Linked DNA regions of Homo sapiens: region 1 is linked to region 2. Evidence: read pairs that join two places in POLR2A ChIA-PET (ENCODE). Cell type or tissue: CD4-positive, alpha-beta T cell. All regions are shown on one strand. Each heading gives the region's core, and the rest is flanking DNA. Links, peaks and the distances in the headings are about the cores only.

Region 1 (5,386 bases), core at 135-5,134, 72 kb after region 2:
CTCCTCGGCCTCCCAAAGTGCTAGGATTACAGGCATGAGCCACTACACCCGGCCCCTTTCTTTTCTTTAAAATAGAGACAGGGTCTGTGTTGTCCTGGCTCATCACAAACTCCTGAGCTCAAATAATCCTCCCACCTTGGCCTCCCAAAATGCTGGGATTATAGGCATTAGCCACCACACTCGATCAGATTAGCAAAGACTTTTTTAAAATTGCCAATAACCAATGTTGGTAAGAGTGTGGAAAAATGAGTACTGGTGTGCCCTGCTGGTGGGAATATTAATCAGTACAATCTCCCTGGAGAGCACTTTAGCAATGTAGATCAAGAATCTAAAAAAGTACTATATCTGAAAAACAGTAATTTCATTTATAGATATCCATTTTAAGGAAATAATCAAAGATGGACAAAAAAAATTTATATATAAGGAGGCCGGGTACAGTGGCTCATGCCTGTAATAACAGCACTTTGGGAGGCTGAGGTGGGCAGATGATTTGAGCCCAGGAGTTTGAGACCAGCCTGGGCAACTTGGCAAAACCCCATCTCTACTAAAAATGCAAAAAATTAATCGGCCATGGTGGTGTGCACCTGTAGTCCCAGCTACTCAGCAGGCTGAGGTGGAAGGATCACCTGATGAGCCCAGGAAAGTCGGGGCTGCAGTGAGCCGTGTCTCACTACTCACTCCAGCCTCGACCATGGGAGTGAGACTCTGTCTCAAAAAAAAAAAAAAAAAAAAAAGAGTACTCTGGCCTTCTAAAAATAGTGCTTTTCAGGAGCACAGTGATTCCCAGGAACAGAAACTATCACCAAAGTGACCTCTAGTTTATGGTTGGGGGAAAGGAGGGTGGCAGAGAGTGAGCACAATAGAAATGGGCCCATCTTTATTTTTTGTATTCAAACAATTGTTTACCTTCAAACTATATTCACTATATGTGGACAGCAAATGGAGTCTTTTAAACAGAGAAAGCTGCCAATGGAGTAAGAATTAAATATCTATTTATTGAAGGAGTGAATACATGAATAAAATAAAGATAACTGAAACACTTCTAACATGACAAAGTGTTCAGTGGAGCTCAAGCATTGCATGGTACTGGCGAGAAGCTAGCAAACACGTCTTTTCTTAGTGTTGAGACCAACTCCAGGTTAACAAGGTACAGAATCAACTGGGAGAGACTCCCATGGGTGAACAGGCTCTTTTTCTTTGTCTCCTCAATTCTGCTGGCTTGCTTCAAACTCAATTTTAGCTGGTGTGAGCCCAGCCCAGCTTCAGGCCTGCTCTCTGCAATCATTCTAATGTCATCTCAGCACACAAGGAGTTACCCACGGAAAGCCCACACCAGGAAAAACTTCCCCGAGTTTCTGTGGCCGGAAAATCTGTGTCACCAGAGGTATCACTAGAGAAGTCTCCCTTCCACCCACTGCAATTTTGAAGAATCAGGGAACACATGCAGAGACACATGATAGTTCCTGGTATCTGCAATTTATAAAACACATTTATATACATTGTCCCATTTTGCCGATCTTTAGGAGGTGAAAGACCAGGACAAGACCCACATCCTTTTCCCTGAAGTCATTCTGCTTTAGAGAAAGCAATTTTTGTCAAAGCTGATATGAAAGGTCTTTCCTTCCTGGCAAGAGACACTATTGTCCCTTCCTGAAGAAGGAAGTCTAGTCTTCAGGTAAGAGGAAGGTATATTCTTAGGCAGCTGCTGGGTTGGAAGGAAGGAACAGTGAAGTCTGTGTTTTGGAAGGGAGGAGGGAGTGACATTTTTAAGTTACAAGCCTCTTCTGGGAGAGCTGGGGACAGATCTATTTTTAGATGTGTTCCCTGACACCCAGGAAGAACTCAAAAGGTAACCAAGCACTTGGCAGGTTTCCTGAAAAGAAAGTTGTTAAGGGCTAGAGGGACTCTGTGTGTTCTGAGGCACGAAGTTTGACTTCAATCTGATGCAGTGTGTTGCCCGCCCCGCCTTTTAGCATAGTTTGGTTGCAGGATGACAGAATACTTGGGGGTGGCACAAACCCTCAAATCATGAAAGGCTAGGCCGCAGACTCACAGAGAGCTGGATGATGTGTGCCACCCTAAAACCACTTCCTGGGTGCGTGATTATGGGCATGTGACTTAACTCCTTTGAGCTCAGTTTCCTCATCTGTAAAATGAAGACTCAAACCAAATAAAGTCCTCTTAGCCCTAATCTTCTAACAACACACACACAGGCCAGGCGTGGTGAGTAATCCGTGCACTTTGGGAGGCCAAGGTGGGTGGATCACCTGAGGTCAGGAGTTCGAGACCATCTTGGCCAACATAGTGAAACCCCATCTCTACTAAAACTACAAAAATTAGCTGGGTGTGCTGGTGGACACCTGTAATCCTAGCTACTCAGGAGGCTGAGGCAGGAGAATCACTTGAACCCAAGAGGTGGAGGTTGCAGTGAGCCAAGATTGTGCCACTGCCCTCCAGCCTGGGTGACAGAGTGAGATTCCATCTCAAAAAATAAAAATAATAAAACATAATAATAACAAACACAAAATAACCTCCATATGACCTGTTCTTTCACTCATAGAACAGAGATAGAAGTAGACACTACCTCATGTGTTTATTTTAATAAAAAAAGATGATAAATATAAAATTGTTCGGCACAGTCCCTCACTTAAAGTAACTGCTCAAGTCATGTGTTATTCAAACAGCATTCTTGGGACTCATGACGTCAGAGGCCCCTTGTTAGGGCATTGAACAATAAAAAATGTGCCTTACAACTTTTTATGGTGAAATACATCAAGGAGAATGTAACCTGGTGTTCTGGAGCAGCTATAAACTAATCTGACCATGCTTGCTGATGAAGTGATACTGGCTCACCAGGTAAAGGCAAGAGGGTGTTTGGTGTGTCGAGAGCCAAAAACACAGCCTCCCTCAGCCATGAAGCAGGTGGCCTATTATTCTGCTAGAAATGGAAATCCAAGGTTTTGTGGCCTGTTTTGCCATAAGGAACTCAGGAAAGGCCTCATTGCCAGGTGGTGTCTTACCTTGTACCCCGATTCTTTTTTTTTTTTTTTGAGATGGCGTTTTGCTCTTGTTGCCCAGGCTGGAGTGCAATGGCTCGATCTTGGCTCACTGCAACCTCCGCCTCCTGGGTTCAAGCAATTCTCCTGCCTCAGCCTCCCAAGTAGCTGGGATTACCGGCATGGGCCACCATGCCTGGCTAATTTTGTATTTTTAGTAGAGACGGGGTTTCTCCATGTTAGTCAGGCTGGTCTCGAACACCTGACCTCAGGTGATCCGCCCACCTCGGCCTCCCAAAGTGGTGGGATTACAGGTGTGAGCCACTGCGCCCAGCCACCTTGTACCCCGATTCTTTCATAACAGTGCTCACTCCAGGGGAGGAAGTTGACACGGAGAGGGGCTTGTCTTTGCTGCTCTCTGTGGGTTTTAGTTACTGAAGATGTGACAAAGGACTGTCCCAACTTGGGGATAAGGTTAGGGAGAAGTTATGAATAACTGGGCCAGGATTTCTATTGTACTTAAAAAAACTCAGCAGCCAGGCATGGTGGCTCACGCCTCTAATTCCAGCACTTTGGGAGGCCAAGGCAGGTGGATCACCTGAGGTCAGGAGTTCGAGACCAGCCTAGCCAAAATGATGAAACCTGTCTCTGCTAAAAATACAAAAATCAGCTGGGCGTGGTGGCTCACGCCTGTAATCCCAGCTACTAGGGAGGCTGAGGCAGGAGAATTGCTTGAACCTGGGAGGCGGAGGTTGCAGCGAGCCAAGCTCGTGCCACTGCACTTCCAGCCTGGGCAACAGAGCAAGACTCTGTCTAAAAACAAAACAAAACAAACAAAACAAAAACTCAGGTATTATTTTCTGGTCCTCGTGTAATCTTATTTAGAACTAGAGATTCTCTTGTACTTTGCCTGAGGCCTGCTGAGTCACCTGAGCAGAGCTCCCTGAAGACTTGTAGTAACCAGCGTGCATGCCCACAAGCTGCTGCTGAGTGCAAGCCAACACGGCTTCTTCCACTAAGGGCCCCTGAGGGTCACTTCTCTTCTGCGTCATAATTAACACATATGCGTCTCCCCTGACACACTGCAGAGCTCCTAGCTTTAGCATTTCCCGTGTGCAATCGTGTTTCTGCTGATACTCTCTAAATACAGTGAGAAAACTACCGTCCTAGGAAATGTGAGAACCCCTTGACTTATCTTACGAATCAGTGTGGGAGCTTGGAGAAGTGAAGCACCTTCTCTACTCACCTTGTTCTCTTTTCAAGGCACTTGGTTAAGACAACTGGTTGGAACATTGTGTCCAAAGATGAGGTTCAGAGACTTCATTTCCTTGTAGATGAACACTACGCTGTTCCTCATTTCTTGGCCACCCACAACACCTTGTAAGGGAGGAAAAAATAATTTTCCTTCCACCCTTCTAAGTTATCTGCTGGGGCTCCTGTAACAAAAGACAGATTAACAAGAGAAAAAACAAACAGAAGTTTACTAACGTGTATCTTGGCTCATTCCTGTAATCTCAGCACTTTGGAAAGCCAAGGTGGGTAAATCACTTAAGTCCAGCAATTTGAAACCAGCCTAGGCAACATAGCGAAACTCCATCTCTTAAAAAAAAAAAAAAACAAAAAACAGAGAAAGAAATATTTTTTTAAAAAAAAGAAGAAGAAGAAAAACAAAAGAAGTTTACTAACAGGTATATCTCATATAAACCTGGGCAGTCAGGGAAATGAGTAACTCTCAGAGAGGTGGCTTAGAATTCAGGCTTAAATACCATCTTCAGCTAAATCAGTGAAAGAATTGTGTGGTGGAGGTAAATTATGAGAAGGCAACCAGGAAATGTACAGTAAACAAGGGTAAGCTTTGTTATGCAGATATAAGTTGGTGCCTTCTCCACTGATAAGAATTTCTTGTGATTTAGAATATCTTTCTCTTCCTAGTACAGAGAAAGACATCCCTACACATGGAGATTTCCTTTATAAATGTAAATTTCCCTTTCAAATGGGAAACTTCTCTGTTTTCAGAGATTCTCCCATGTCTGCTATTTCCTAAAATAATTGGTTCAAAATAATCCTTATGCCAAAGAAGTATATTTTGGGGTAGCATATTCTGTTCTTTTACAATCCCTAAATATACAGTGAACACTAAGCCATTTGTCAGAGGAGGAATCACTTAAAGATTTTATGGAGTCACTCTTATAGGAGCCTAGGTTGTATATTACCCAATGCAGAGTGTGTGGTTGGGGAGAGGGTGTTGTTTGCATAGACTGCAATGTGATGGATAACCTGGAGTTGGACAGTACACAATTTGCACAATCAGATGTGGCAGCCCATGGGGACTAACTATAGCATCACTCCTGGGAAGGGGAAATTCCCAAACTTAAAGCATATATTCTGTT
Region 2 (5,386 bases), core at 137-5,136:
GCCACTGCACTCCAGACTGGGCGACAGAGCGAGACTCCATCTCAAAAAAAAAAAAAAAAAAAAAAAAAAAAAGAAGAATCTCAGGGAGGAGCAAATGATTTGACAAATATAAAGCCCTTAGAACAGTGCCCGGCACAGAGTTAGCCCTCACTAAGGGACCATTACCATTATTACTAGGGTTTTGAGATGGGCTCAAAAGAGCCAGGATTTGATCATTTAAGAGGAGGAGGAAGGCATTATAGGCAGGCACAAACAAAGGCACAGTGGCACGGAGGCTGAGGGAGTAGATTTAACAAATAAAAGTACAGAACATCAGTGAAATCTGAATTATTTATAATTGCCTGTGCATATGTACACTGAGATAGAAAAATATTGCATGCACTGACTTATACTTTTAGTAAATTACTTTTAGTAACATATTCATTGCTTATCTGAAATAAATTGTAAATATCTAAATTACATACCTCTTTAATTATATTTCCCTGGAGATTTTGTGCTCCCTAATAGTTCTTCATTTTGCAGAATTTATGTATAAAATTCCTTACTATTAGTCTGTGTTCCATTTACATTTTATCATGACTTCTGCAGTGGTTGCATCCAATTTATTTTGTTCTTTTGGCCACTGAACATTCATTAATGAGAAATCATGCTTGACATTAGCTTTACAAGCCAGTGTATTGAACATACATAGGCATAAAGTTACCAACTCTGAGAATTACTCTTCAAATTTGATTGGCTGAAGCACATGTGTCATCTTTCATGCATAACTTGCTTTTCCGTTCTTCAGGATCACATTGCATCTTTTGATCAATGACTCTTTAAAATGTTGTCCACTGACAAGAAGGAGCACTGTCATCAGTTTTTATTCCTTCTTTTCATTACACTACATGTAGATTACAATAGAACTTTTGATGGATGTATGCAAACAGGTACAATGTTTATCCAAAGTTGAAGCAAAGCCTGAATGATCCTATGAAAGATATTGGCTGTCCTGCCCATGTTCTCATAATGCTGCTTAAATAGCACTGGATGTTTTCTATTGAGACTGAAGTAATTATCATGAAATTTTTCACGTAATGTAATCATTTAGGTTTTGCTTCAACTTTGAATAATCATTGTACCTGTATGCATAACATATAATGTAGTGTAATGAAAAGAAGGAATAAAAACTCATGTAATAAATTAAAAAACACATGTAATATAATGTAGTATAGATTTTATTCTTTCTTTTTCATCACACCACACATGGTGATTCCACTTGTACCCACACTGGAAAAGTATTTAGTAACATCCATGTAAAAAACTGAATTTTTCAAGGGATGAAATCCATCTTGAAAGATGGTCATAACAAGTGTTGTAATAATTGTCCACTCTGAGCTAAAATGTATTTTCCTGTTCATATGTAATGTCCCTTTTAACAATAGTTTTGATAATTCAAGGGATGCATTTTTCATCAATTCTCCTTCAACACATTCAACAAATACATTTAGCAATGGAGTAGTACTTCCATAACACTATTTGCTCTTTCAATTTGCAGAATCCTATAGCAGAATTGACACTGAAAACTATGAATGAGAAATAACTAGGCACCATTCAATGGATTATTTTAAAAGTCAAGAATTTTGGGGGCCTTTTCTTCATAATTAAAGTATAATTTCAGTGCTTGAAATAAATGGAAGATTCTCTCAACTATGTTTGTTAAAGAGATCCAATGGATTTTTGAATGCAAGAGAAATGAATAATTCCGAATGCCAAAATCATAAAAATCCTTAAAATGTTCAGTTAGAACCCTATAAATACTAAAGTAAGAGAACAATTTCATGATAATTACTTCAGTTTCAATAGAAGAGATCCATCCAATGCTATTTACGCAGCATTATGAGAACACGAGCAGGACTGCCAATACCTTCCATAGGATCATTGAGGCTTTGCTTCAACTCAAATAAATAGTGTACTTGTAAGCATACATCCAACAAAAGTTCTATTTGTATTATTTCCAACGAAAGCAGTAAAAACGTTTTCATTAACTGCCAACTCAAGAGGCTCTGCAAATATTTGCTATTGTTTCTGAAGTCTCACCTGGAAGGGATTCTACCTGCAATTGCCTTGTTGCAAGTGTTTTTATGAGAAAACTAGTGCGCGCAGGAAAAGTTGTACCTGTATTGTGATACTTGTATTGTGGCTATGCCACAAAAAGATGAGGCATTTAGATATTTGATAATCTCTGTAATAATAAATGAAGCTATTATATTTTTTATTAGGGCAGTCGATTTTATCCTAGCATTTGAAATTTTGCTTGCAATTTTGGAACCAGAAAATACTTTGTCAGTAGTATGTTCAAATAGTTATTTGAGCAGAAAGACTGATAATGATATAGTGTGGAAGGCCATTACAACTTCTATTACAACTATTTTTGTCTTAATCTGAGTTTCTCTTAATCAAAAAACTTTGTTGGTGTATCACTTTTCTTAGTACTGGTTGAGAAAATCTTACATCTCTTTTATGTTTAGCCATTCATATATGCTAGTTTCCATCTAACTTTCTATCATTTTTATACTAAATGAACAATTACTGCACAAAGAGCTTCAAAAGGACTTTTCCTTGTTTAATAAATGTCCACTGGTCAGAAATTTCATCACAAAATTTACACTTGCTTTTTGACAATCAGTGGTTCAAATATACGCAAATAAAAAACAGATCATATAAACTACTGCAAAAATGGAAGACTGACTTTGCTAAGCTCAGCCGCTTCAGTACATCTGTCACTCGTAAGTCCAAACTCATAACAAACCATAAACAAGGTCCAACTGTTAAAAGAGTTGCGTTACATTGAACCTGACATCTGATGCCAAAAGAAAAAAAAAGTGAACTTCCGGTTTGCTTGCAAGAGAGAACCGTACCTCTATGGGAAAGTCTCCCAACCCCCAGGGCTGATTTAGTGTAAGGTTTAGGGAAGCGGGTCATGCAGGGTCTGGTGGCGCTTCTGAAGCCTAAGTATTTAGGAATCTAAGGCCTTTCAGCTGTGTTAGCAAATCACAGGCGGAGGCTGCCTTTCGCCTCCGACTTCCGGGAGCGCCGGCGCTAGAGCGAGACACTTGCTCATTGGCTGCTGTCGAGCAGCGGAGGGGACCGAGGGGCCGGCCCTGATGCGCTGCCTTTCGGGCTGTAGTGGATCCGCTTACTTTTAGGAGTGCAGTTACTGCAGCGATGCTGTCGCCGACTGGCTGATTTTCAGAACGTGTGTATGATTAGAAGTTATCTCTAATTAACGGTGGCTCCTGTTCATGACTTTGGGCTTCTGCAAAGAACAGTGTTTTCCTTTCCCGAATAAAAAAATAAGTACCCTTAATTCTCAGTCTTCCCTTCTGTTCTTCCCTCAGCCGAACCTGCATGAAACCAAGAAGGTATTGTCCAAATCTTTATGGAGATACGCTTTTCAGCTAGTGTTGCCATTTAGGTGATTTAATTTAGGTGCCAGTTACTGTCGAGGAAAAGTAGCTCTGATGATTTTTGAATGTATTGAAAAAAGCTGAACACAGGACATTCAAGGAGTCTTGACAAAGTCAAGTAGACAAAATACAGGATGTGCCCCACATACACAGCCAACTCTATGGGGAAAGTGAGACGGGAAGGGAGGGAAAGCCCCATATCCGACAGAAAGAAATCTAAGTCCTTTGTCTTTCTGGAAGGGCATCCATGGCATCCCGGCTTGTTAAAGAAAAATATTAGAACAACCTAAATATCCGTCAATCAGGGACTGATTGAATAGTTTTGCACACTTGTAAAATGGAATACAATGCAGCTACTAAAAAGGAGCCAGTTCCATGAGCTGATAGGAAGACTACCACAATAGTTAAATAAATTTTTAAAAGCAAGATACAGAACTCCGTATAACATGTGTGCTAAAACATGCATGAGGGTAAGGAGGTAAGAATAAATATATGTTCCTGCGCGCATAGACAATTTCTAGAAGGATGCTAAAGAAACAGGTCGCAGAGATCTCTTTGGGGGAAGGGAACTAAAAGGCAGCAAGCGGAGGGAGTCTTCCTTTTTATGGCATATCCTTTGATACTGTTTTCATTTCTTTATTCTCTGTGATGCATTATGTCTATATATACACATATATAATAACAATATATATCATATCATATATATGATATATTGTATATAATATATATCATATATAATATATGATATATGATATATAATATATAATATATACATATTATATATAGTCTATATGTATATATATACATATATGTATATACATATACATGTATATGTATATACACATATACATATATATGTATATATACACATATACATATATATGTATATATACATATACACATATATATACATATATGTGTGTATATATATACATATATATGTGTGTGTATATATATATACATATATATATATATATACAGAGTCTCTCTCTATCGCCCAGGCTGGAGTGCAGTGGCGCGATCTCGGCTCACTGCAAGTTCCGCCTCCCGGGTTCACGCCATTCTCCTGCTTCAGCCTCCCGAGTAGCTGGAACTACAGGCGCCCGCCACCGCGCCCGGCTAATTTTTTTTTGTATTTTTAGTAGAGACGGGGTTTCACGGTGTTAGCCAGGATGGTCTCGATCTCCTGACCTTGTGATCCGCCCGTCTCGGCCTCCCAAAGTGCTGGGATTACAGGCGTGAGCCAACGCGCCAGGCGCATTATGTATATTAAACAATTTTAATTATATATTTTATATATATATATAGAGAGAGAGAGAGAGAGACATTTATTGCAAGGAATTGGCTGATACTGTTGTGGGAGTTGGCGAGGGAGTTCTGAAATCCATATGTCAGGCTGTGAGGAAGGCATGCAGGAACTCTTGGGCATGAACTGAAACTGTTGTCCAATTTCTTCTTCTGGAAACCCTCAACTCCTCTCTTCTAAGGCCTTTCAACTGATTGAATCGGGCCCACCCAGATTATTTTGGACAATCTCTTATTTCTCCTTCCTTCCTTCCTTCTTTCTTCTTTTTCCTTTCTTCTTTCTTCTCTTTTTTTGAGACAGAGTCTCACTCTGTCGCCCAGGCTGGGGTGCAGTGTTGTGATCTTGGCTCGCTGCAACCTCCGCCTCCTGGGTTCAAGCAGTCCTCCCACCTCAGCCTCCCAAGTAGCTGGGACCACAGGCATGTGCCACCACGCCCGGCTAATTTTTTGTATTTTTTCTAGAGACAGAGTTTCACCATGTTACCCAGGCTGGTGTCGAACTCCTGGACTCCAGCGATCCACCTGCCTTGGCCTCCCAAAGTGCTGGGATTACAGGTGTGAGCCACTACGCTTGGCCTCTATTTCCTGAAGTTAACTGACTATGGACTTTAATCATATCTACAAAATAACCT

The links. Peaks named below come from ENCODE experiments on the same cell type or tissue, not always from the same donor. Only the 100,000 strongest peaks of a DNase experiment are listed, where the experiment ranks them.
Region 1: POLR2A ChIA-PET joins it to region 2 with 13 read pairs; 21 of 35 experiments call an interaction of 5 or more read pairs at or near these places.

Annotation. Positions count from the first base shown.
Region 1 is chr5:142,093,877-142,099,262 of GRCh38, forward strand. LOC105378204 (a long non-coding RNA gene) reads right to left here. Exons shown (of 3, transcript XR_944368.3): 2 at 4,243-4,432. Among named protein-coding and RNA genes, the nearest start is that of NDFIP1, 12 kb to the right of the region's middle. In CD4-positive, alpha-beta T cell, for the core only: no CTCF peak of the experiment used is centred there; DNase peaks (open chromatin) are centred at 1,365, 2,025, 2,715 and 4,005; H3K27ac peaks cover 2,898 bases.
Region 2 is chr5:142,022,021-142,027,406 of GRCh38, forward strand. No RefSeq gene overlaps it. Among named protein-coding and RNA genes, the nearest start is that of GNPDA1, 12 kb to the left of the region's middle. In CD4-positive, alpha-beta T cell, for the core only: no CTCF peak of the experiment used is centred there; a DNase peak (open chromatin) is centred at 3,111; H3K4me3 peaks cover 1,094 bases; H3K27ac peaks cover 1,122 bases.